2 separate regions of the Homo sapiens genome follow, and region 1 is linked to region 2. Evidence: read pairs that join two places in POLR2A ChIA-PET (ENCODE). Cell type or tissue: GM12878. All regions are shown on one strand.

What was found. Peaks named below come from ENCODE experiments on the same cell type or tissue, not always from the same donor. Only the 100,000 strongest peaks of a DNase experiment are listed, where the experiment ranks them.
Region 1: POLR2A ChIA-PET joins it to region 2 with 10 read pairs; 4 of 35 experiments call an interaction of 5 or more read pairs at or near these places.

Annotation. Positions count from the first base shown.
Region 1 is chr14:55,457,148-55,462,147 of GRCh38, forward strand. No RefSeq gene overlaps it. Among named protein-coding and RNA genes, the nearest start is that of TBPL2, 19 kb to the left of the region's middle. In GM12878, no CTCF peak of the experiment used is centred here; a DNase peak (open chromatin) is centred at 1,915.
Region 2 is chr14:55,275,822-55,280,821 of GRCh38, forward strand. All of the region lies in intron 1 of FBXO34 (F-box protein 34), which reads left to right. Among named protein-coding and RNA genes, the nearest start is that of FBXO34-AS1, 6.2 kb to the left of the region's middle. RefSeq lists an enhancer at 3,790-3,889. In GM12878, no CTCF peak of the experiment used is centred here; a DNase peak (open chromatin) is centred at 2,337; H3K4me3 peaks cover 1,798 bases; H3K27ac peaks cover 2,441 bases.

The sequences.
Region 1 (5,000 bases), 180 kb after region 2:
AGAATATATGCTAAGGTGTTATCTTTAGTTTCTCTTGGGAACCAAATATTCGTGTGACTCTAACTTCCTTGGCTATTGTTTTAAGCTACTGTTACCGTCTTGCTTATCAAATTGCTCATTTACTTGTCAAGGCTAGCTAGGTGACTGTAAATTCCCTTGAAGGAACTCAAGATTTTATTTCCCTGCTTGGGGTTGGGGGTGGAGGAGGGTGCTGCAAGCCCTTAAGAGGGGTCCCTGCTCCGTCTCAATACTTGCCCAATAGCTCTGAGAATTCTTGCTAGTGGGGCATGTGAAAGGAACCTGTGCTCCCTCTGCCACGAGTCTCTGCTTCCACTGCCTTTCTGGCATCTACTCTGGGCTCTGCCTCTGCATATCTCGTTCCTTTTGCATAGCCTATGTACTTACTCAACTCCCATACAAACCCCTCAGTCTCCAGACTGCCACTGGTCATGGCTGTGCGTGTGGTGCAAGCTTTAATGAAGATTTGGGCACCGGTGTGTGTATGTGCACGCATGTGTGTGCATGAGTGTGTGTGCATGTGTGCATGTGTCTGTGCATGAGTGTGTGTGCGTATGAGTGTGTGCATGTGTGTGTGCGTGCATATGTGTGCATAAGTGTGTGTGCATTCATGTTTGTGCATGTGCATATGTGTTAATTTCCTAGGGCTGCCATAAAAAGTAACACAAACTGAGAGGCTTAAACAATAGAAATTTCTTGTCTCATTGTCTCACAGTTCTGGAAGCTAGACACCTGAGATGAAGGTGTCTGCAGGGCTATGCTGTTTCTAACAGGTGCTAGGGAAGGATCTGTTCCAGGTCTCCCCTCCAGCTTCTGGTAGTTTCTTGGCTTGTGGCAGCATCACTCCTGTCTTCATATGGCTGTCACCGTGTGAGTGTCTGTGTTCAGATTTCCTCCTTGTATAACCACAGTAACATTGGATTAGGGGTCTACCCTACTTCACTATGACCTCATCTTAATTAACTATATCTGCAATGACCCTATTTCCAAATAAGATCATATTCTCAGGCACTGCGGGTTAGGACTTTAGCATATGAATTTTCAGCGGACACAATTCAACCCATAATTGTGTGTTTGTATGTGTGCGCATGTGTGGTCATGGTTAGGGATGTTAGATTACAGAATAGAAGGGTAAAACACTTTGAACTGCATACTCAACCATCCCAGTTCTCAAAAGTCCTCAGCCTTTCTGTCCTCTGAGGGCGCATCCTGTGTCCTGCCTTCCCCACAGCCTCCTGCCATGCAGTGGGACACCTTCTGGCCCTCTTCTTGGGATTTTCCCTGCTTCTTCATGGCTCATTCAGCTCCAACTCCAAAAATCACTGTGCATTTCTGATATAAAAGTTTCACTATTTTCCTCCCCAGGCCAACCATCCAGGCCTGGTCTAGAGGGCCATCTTAATAACTAAAAAGTCCACTAGAGATGTTTCTAACAAAGACAGTTCTCTTGCTGAGGAGGAATTCTGTGGTCAGCTCTGATAGTAACACTTTTTTTCTCTTCCTTTCATCAGTTAAATGAAATTATTTATTAGCCTAAATGTTTTATGCACTAGTTTCTGTTATTTCTGGGTATATTTAAAAAACAATGCCTCCTGTACAAAATCAGAAAAAAACAGAAATGATAGTGAGGACAGGTTGTGCCTCATGGGCCAGGGATGGACAGCTTATTACCCCTCCTTCTACTGGAAACATACTAATAAATACGATAACTCTTTCCTGCCAGGCAAGGTCATGGTTTCAGAACCGTTCTCTATAGAGTTGACTCAGGCCATCGTTATGAGTTCATTAGAGCTGATATGAGAGATTAAGTCAATTTGCCATCACTGTTCTAGACATTCTGTGGAGGGAATTTTATGCTTCTGGTGATGACTTCTATTTGTGTTCATTAACAGTTGCTAGTGTTTGGAAATGAATATAGGGTGGACAATGTGATTTCTGTATTAGTCAGAATAGGCTGAGTCATGCAATGGTAAAAAATGACACCCAAATCTTGGTAGCTAACATGAATAAAGGTTGATTTCTTGCTCATAACACGTGTCCTTTCAGGATCACCTGAAGTTCTGCTCCATATCCCCTTCATTCAGGGACTCAGGCTGACGGAGCAGCCTCTACCTGGAATATTGCTGCTCTCGTAGCAGAGGGAGAGAGGACATGGGCGAACAATAAGCTGGCTCTTTAAAGCTTCTGCTTTTAAGTGAGCCAAGTCAATTCCACTCACATTTCATTGGCTAAGCAAAATGTCAATGCGGAGAGGAAGTATTAATTCTTCCTCAGAGAGGGGCAGCAACAGCATTAAAACAGTTTACATCAGGTACCTAATTTTTGTTATTGATCTTAAATGTCCGAGAAATGAAGTGAAAGAAAATGGAGACCTTTTATATTAATTTTAATGGCTCTTCTTTACTCTTCTTACTATATGTGGTAGAATTCTTATGAGGCTTAAAGAATAGAAATACATATTTGATGGGATTGACATCAGAACCTTTATTATTTAATGCCTTTTCTGTAGCAGGAATGTAACTAGTTTTAAGAGAAGGCTACTTAATGGTCAAAATAGTTGTATTAATGAAGGACTAAGATAATCATGGTTAAATCCCAACTCTAATGATCTAATACAACACTGTTGTTATTTATCTTCATAGCAAATTATGGTAAACCTAACATTATTATCCTAATGAAACATATGTTGTACTTTTTTACATGCTTTTGCTAGGCAAATCATATTTTCATATCAAAATACATTAAGGCAGATATTAAAGGGTAGGTGCAGTGGCTCATGCCTGCAATCCCAGCACTCTGGGAGGCCTAGGCGGGCAGATCACTTGATGTCAGGAGTTCGAGACCAGCCTGACCAACATGGTGAAACCCCATCCCTACTAAAAATACAAAAAAAATTAGCTGGGTGTGGTAACACATGCCTGTAATCCCAGCTACTGGGCTGAGACAGGAGAATCGCTTGAACTCGGGAGGCGGAGGTTGCAGTGAACCAAGATTGCACCACTGCACTCCAGCCTGGGTGAAAGAGCAAGACTCTGTCTCAAACAAAACAAAAACAAACCAAAAAAAAAAAAAACCCAGATATTAAAAAATGATCACTTGCTGTGATAATTATTCACTTCATTCCATTAATGTTAGAGTTTCAGCAGGTTACATGCAAAGCAGAAAGTTGCTAAAGTGTGTTTGGAAGAACATTAGTTTAGAAGACTGCTGATAAATATTGAACCAAAAAAAATTTAGTAATTCAAAGGTTCAGGGAATATTTGGTTAAACACAGTAAATAGGATTCTTTGATTCAAGATATATCAGAACTTTAATAATGTGTCATTAGTGCATAAGCCCTTTGTCAAGCAATGTTCTGTAGAAAACACTTTGGGAACTGCTGGCTCAGATTTTAATCTGTGTGTGGTGGGGATCTCCATCTCACTTCATTTTTATTTCTTTTTATTTTAGTTTTTTGTTTCTTTTTTTTTTTTTTTTTTTTGAGATGGGACCTGGGTCTGTTGCCCAGGCTTGGAGGCAGTGATGCAATCACAGCTTACTGCAGCCTTGACCTCCTGGGCTCAAGCTATCCTCCCACCTTGGTCTCCCAAGCAGCTGGGACTATAGGCATGTACCACTACACCTGGCTAACATTTTATTTTTTAGTAGAGACAGGGCCTCGTTATGTTGCCGAGGCTGGTCTGGAACTTCTTGGACTCAAACGAACCTCCTGCCTCATCTTCCCAAAGTGCTTGGATTACAGGCATGAACCTCCACGCCCAGCCTCCATTTCACATGAGCCTTCCAAACCCATGGCCATTTTGGGGTCTACCATCACCCAACATGCCCGGAATCACCAGTTCAAGCTTTCCCTTTCTGGCCACAGCATCTTTTCCTGCCAGCCTGCTTTCAACCAGTCCCAGTACAACCACTTGTCAACCTCACTGGAACTCCAATCCTTGCGGACTTCTGTTTACTTCTAATCATTCTGTCTCCTGCTGTCTTGATTTCCTGCTTATCACCTTAGACTGCATGATACATTGTTTTAGTAACATACCTGGTCAATGATCTAAAGGCCCTTTCTATCCTATCTCTTAGTTGGGTTTGGTGAAACCCAACTAATAGCTGATGATCCTTCTATATTTCCCTGTTCAGCTTACTTTTTACTCTCCTACTCACTGTAATGACTATTCCAAGGCTTTTCTGCTTCCTGGATTCCACAACCACCTCCCTCCACTCCCTCTGCATGCCCTATCTCCTTTAGGGCCTGGTGTTCCTAATTCTGAAAACTCCCTATAGCGATCCCCATTCTAGCCTCCTTCTCCCCTGTTGGGACAGTAAAAATGTTTCTCCCCATCTAAGAACAATACCTTTCTGGGGAATTTTGACTCTCATACCCTCCCAACTTTCCAAACACCTTGTAGTATTGATTATACCTTCTCTCTTTTTCTCTTTTTTTTTTTTTTTTTGAGACCAAATCTTGCTCTGTCGCCCAGGCTGGAGTGCAGTGGCATGATCTTGGCTCACTGCAACCTCCTCCTTGCAGGTTCAAGTGATTCTTCTGCCTCAGCCTTCCGAGTAGCTGGGATTAAAGGCACGCACCACCACGCCTGACTAATGTTTGTATTCTTAGTAGAGATGGGGTTTCACTATGTTGGCAAGGCTGGTCTTGAACTCTTGACCTTGTGATCCGCCCACCCCGGACTCCCAAAGTGCTGGGATTATAGGCGTGAGCCACTGTGCCTGGCCCACCTTCTCTTTCTTATATAGACTCAATCTTACTTTTCAATTGCTCTTTCTCATCAGCCATCAGCTTTGAGATATGCTTAAGTCCCATTTTAAAAAGGAAGAAAGAAGAAAGGGAGAAAAGGAAGGAAAGAAAAACCTTCCTCTGACATTACATTCTCTCTAGCTAGTCCTGCCTTTGCATAGACAAAATTCTCATTGTCTCCATTTCTTCTTCCATGCATTCCTCAATTTGCTCCTATCTAGTTTAAAAAAAT
Region 2 (5,000 bases):
TCAAAAAAAAAAAAAAAAAACGAGGATAAACTATGTTATGCTAGATTGGCCAGAGGTGTTAGTTAAAGGTCAATTTAAGGAGGTATTAGAAACTCAGTTAAAAAGAATAGGGAATAGCTTATCATAGCCCAAGACAGACAAAGGGCCTAGATAACCACAGATTGAGATTGTGCTAGAATGAATGGAACTTGGTGAGTTCGGGCTTCCTTAGAGGCAAGAACAAGTGCTCAAGGCCAGAACTAGTCTATCTAGGCAATCTAAAATTAGAAGCATAGAAAAGAGGGACAACCCGAATACCTTTTCTCCTTTTCTTTCCACTCTCAGGCATGCATATACCTTCTTTTCCTTTAAAGTCAGTCCTTTAATTGATGAACTTGGGAAATACGCAAGCCTCTCACAGCCTTCATTTCCAGTGTTTGCTTTCTTTCTGGAAGATTTCATAGTGAAACATTTCATTCATTACAGAAAAGTGGAAAGAATTGTTTGTACATTGCATACCTAAATACCCACCACCCCTATATTGTTAGTCATATTTTGGTGTATTTGCTTTATTGCCTATCTATCGGTCTATCCATTCATCAATCCTTTTGTTTTTGTTGTATTTCAAAGTATACTTTACACCTAGACATTTCCCCATGCCTATTATTAACTATTTGTTTACTTGTTTTGTTGTGCCTGAGCGAGTTAGAAAAATGCCACACTTTGAGACGAATTAAGAGTCCTTTATTAGCCGGCGACCGAGAGACGGCTAACGCTCAAAATTCTCTCGGCCCCGAGGAAGGGGCTTGATTAACTTTTATATCTTGGTTGAGGAAGCGGGGGGGTCTAGTTAAAACAATTTTACAGAAGTTAAGTAGTCAAAAAAATTAAAAGGATAAATGGTTACAGGAAAGTAAACAGTTCCAGGTGCAGGGGCTTTAAGACTATTACAAGGTGATAGATTCGGGGCTTTGGGCATTATCAATCAGACGAATTCTTGGGGACTGCGGATATAGCTTCCCACAGTATCTTATCAGTTAATTGCATTCTTGGATGTGCTGGGAGTCAGCTTGCACAAGTAAAGTCCTTGAGGGAAGGGGCTGCCAGTGAAAGCCAAGATGGAGTTTGTCTGGTTCTCTTAGCTAAGGGAGAAACAAGGCCAGGTGAATAAGGATAAAACAAGGTTGGGCATTACAGTTTTTAGGCAAAACTTGTATATAGTAAAATGTACAAATCTTATGTATACCATTCCCTTAGTTTGAACAAGTTCATACATCTGTGTAATCCATATCCCTGTCAAGATATAGAACATTTTCATCACCACAAAAAGTTCCTTCCTGCACCTTCTAGGTTAATTTCATTAGCTGTTTAATCTCCTGCAATCATATTTCTACTAGTTCCTTCTGAAACTACTTGTTCAAATGGTCTACTTTGTTAGAAGTACATTAGGGTCGCATTGTGCTTGGTGTTCAGAGTATAAAGAAATGAAGAACATAGCCCTTGCTATATGATTTAATTTTTTGTTTTGTTTTGTTTTTTGAGACAGTCTCGCTTTGTTGCCCAGACTGAAGTACAGTGGTGCAATTCATAGCTCACTGTAACATTGAGCTCCTGGGCTCAAGCCGTCCTCCTTCCTCAGCCTCTTGAGTAGTTGGGTCTACAGGTGTGTGCCACCATGCCTGGCTGCTTTTTTTTTTATTATTATTTTTTAAAGAGACTAGATCTTGCCCAGTTTGGAGTGCAGTGGCTGTTCAAAGGCCCAATTATAGTGTACTGCAGCCTTGAACTTTTGGGCTCAAGTGATCCTCAGCCTTCTGAGTAACTGGCATGTACCACGGGCTTAGTCTGGGTTGTAATTAGGTATCTGAAGAGAGATAAGTAAATGTTACATGAATTCAGAGGACGCAAGTTTCTTAGGAGTGGATCTTGAATTAGGGCTTCTCAGTTATAATTCTATCCAAGTCGTGCCTACATTTTTATTCATAAACTGTTAACTCTTGTTGGGTTTCTGACTACTAGGAAGATGCTTCTTTTGTATATCCCTTTTTACTTTGGCTTATTCAGGATCCTGTAGCAAGATCATTTGCTTTAAGTAGTTGTAGCAAACAGGATTTATTGAGAGAAAGATATGTAAACTTTGAGCGGGCTGAATCAACAGATTAGTCTGAACTTCTAGAAACAAACCCCTGAATGACACTGCAGAGCTTGCCTGCCAAGGGGGCTACTGCCACCGCAGCACCGAGAACCATGTCGTTGAATCAGAAAGCCGCTACCAGAAGTTTAACTTCCTTGGGTAGGACTGTTGTTTCTGTTCTCTGTATCTTATGCAGGTATGTCTGCTTGCCCATACTTAGGTCATATGTGAAACCTTAGCATTGCCTATATGTAAAACAGGAAGTGCATGTGAGAGCTTTATTGCATTATTGAGTCTGCAGTACATTCAGTTTGTGAGGAACTGAACTCATTTTCCCCAGATTCCCTCACTGTGACGAAGTTAAGCTTTTTCTAAGTTTCCTTTTTCAGTCCAAAGGGATGGGTATTGTTCCAGTTTTCTGAGGTAGAAACTATTGAAAACTGTATCATTTAGATTTTTTTAATGCAGATGTAACAGAAAACCAACTCAAATTCACTGGCTCACAATATTAAAAAGTCCAAAGTTGAGGCTTGATTCAGTTATACTTGTGTGATCAGACTTAATCTTTCTCTTCCTTTATTTAATGAGCTCAGCTTCCGTGGTTTTGGTCCCTTTGTGTTCACATGTTTGTTGCAGCTCAAGCCCTACAACCTCATGCTATCAAGTCCAGAGGAAAATACATAGGACTACTGTACAAAGAAAACTAGTTACATTAAAATGTAGTTATAAAAGTATTTTAAAAAATTGTTGGTAATACCTGTTTCTTTTTTTGAGACAGGTGCTTGATCTGTTGCCTAGGCTGGAGTACAGTGGTGCTAACAAGGCTCACTGCAGCTGAACCTCCTAGGCTCAAGTGATCTTCTCACCTCAGCCTTCTGAGTAGCTGGGACCACAGGTGCGCACCACCACACGCAGCTAATTTTTAAATTTTTTGTAGAGATGAGGTCTCGCCATGTTGCCCAGGCTAGTCTCGAGTTCCTGGGCTCAAGCCATCCTCCTGCCTTGGCCTCCCAAAATGCTGGGATTATAGGCGTGAGCCACCATGCCCACCCTGTTTCTTTATTAAAGAGATTTAGTGAAGGCCGGGCGTGGTGGCTCACGCCTGTAATCCCAGCACTTTAGGAGGCCGAGGTGGGTGGATCACGAGGTCAGGAGACCAGCCTGGTCAAGATGGTGAAACCCCATCTACTAAAAATACAAAAATTAGCTGGGCATGGTGGTGGGTGCCTGTAATCCCAGCTACTTGGTAGGCTGAGGCAGAGAATTGCTTGAACCCGGGAGACGGAGGCTGCAGTGAGCTGAGGTCATGCCACTGCACTCCAGCCTGGGCGACATAAGCGAGACTCCGTCAAAAAAAAAAAAAAAGGAAAAAATATATTTAGTGGGGTCTAATAATTTCCAAGTGGTGATGAGTATTATTACTATTTGGAGGTATCTGTAACGAAAGATCATGTGATAGGAAAATAAATAAACTGTGATTTCTACTGGTGACAAAATGAACAGATATTGCTAATATAATACTATTGTGGTGTTTTGGCTGAATTCACAGTGAAAGGAAATGCTAAATTTCAGTTAGAGGTTAAAGTAAAGATGTAATTTGTTTTTCTCAGTTTAACGACACCCTGAATTCTATATATAAACCCTTGGAGTATGTGTGAACCTCAGCTTAAGAACCACTGCTAGAAGAGTTTCTCTTCCTAGAAGTTCAAGAAATGTATTCTTGTGTCTCATTGACTTTGGGTTATGTTGTCATTTCTGAATGAACCATTAAGGCAAGAGAAATAGGATTTGCTAATTAGTTTAGCCAGCCTGGGCCTACCTCTGGAGCTGGGGGTCATTCCCTCCTAACCAGCATCATGGGAGAGGAAGTGGATTTCCAAGGGAAAATCAAGAAGCAGTGGATGGCAGGATCTGGAAGAATTTGCTAAGTGCCCCTAAATAAAGAGCCAGTAGATACTGAGTAGCAAATAGCATTATGTCCATCCTCTCCCTTTACCTCCATGGTCAACCAGTCATTAAGTTTTAGTGAAACTTTCATTTGCATTTGCCTTTTTGTGTTTAGTCTCTTTGATAATATCTTAAACCTCCAGTGTGGTAGTGTGTGGATTAGTCCATTGGATTGTGGAAAGAAAAATATTGAAACTTCTGTTTATTCTTCTCATCCTACTAGTATTTATATACATTTTATATGTATGTAAAATATATTAGTACATGATATATGTACATACATGTATATATATCACATCATATTTGTGGGTACATGTTAAAAATGTTTTAAAAAATGGGAATGGGAGAACCAGAAAAGTTGAGATAACTATGTAGAGCAGCGCTGTTGAGTAGAAATAGCCCTCTATCTGTGGGTTTATCATCCATGGATCCAACCAACCTCAGATGGAAAATACCTGAGGAAAAAAAATTACATCTGTATTGAACGTGTACAGATTATTTTTTTCTTGTCATGACAGTACAGCATAACTCTTTACATAGCGTTTACATTGTATTAGGTATTTTAAGTAATCTAGAGTTTGTTTAAAGTATGCGGTAGAATGTGCGTAGGTTATATGCAAATACTACACCATTTTATATCAGGAACTTTTTTTTTTTTTTTTTGAGATGGAGTCTCACTCTGTCACCCAGGCTGGAGTGCAGTGGCGCGATCTTGGTTCACTGCAAGCTCCGCCTCCCAGGTTCACACCATTCTCCTGCCTCAGCCTCCCAAGTAGCTGGGACTACAGGTGCCCGCCACCTCGCCCGGCTAATTTTTTGTATTTTTAGTAGAGACGGGGTTTCACCATGTTAGCCAGGATGGTCTCGATCTCCTGACCTCGTGATCCTCCCGCCTCAGCCTTCCGAAGTGCTGGGATTACAGGCGTGAACCACCACGCCC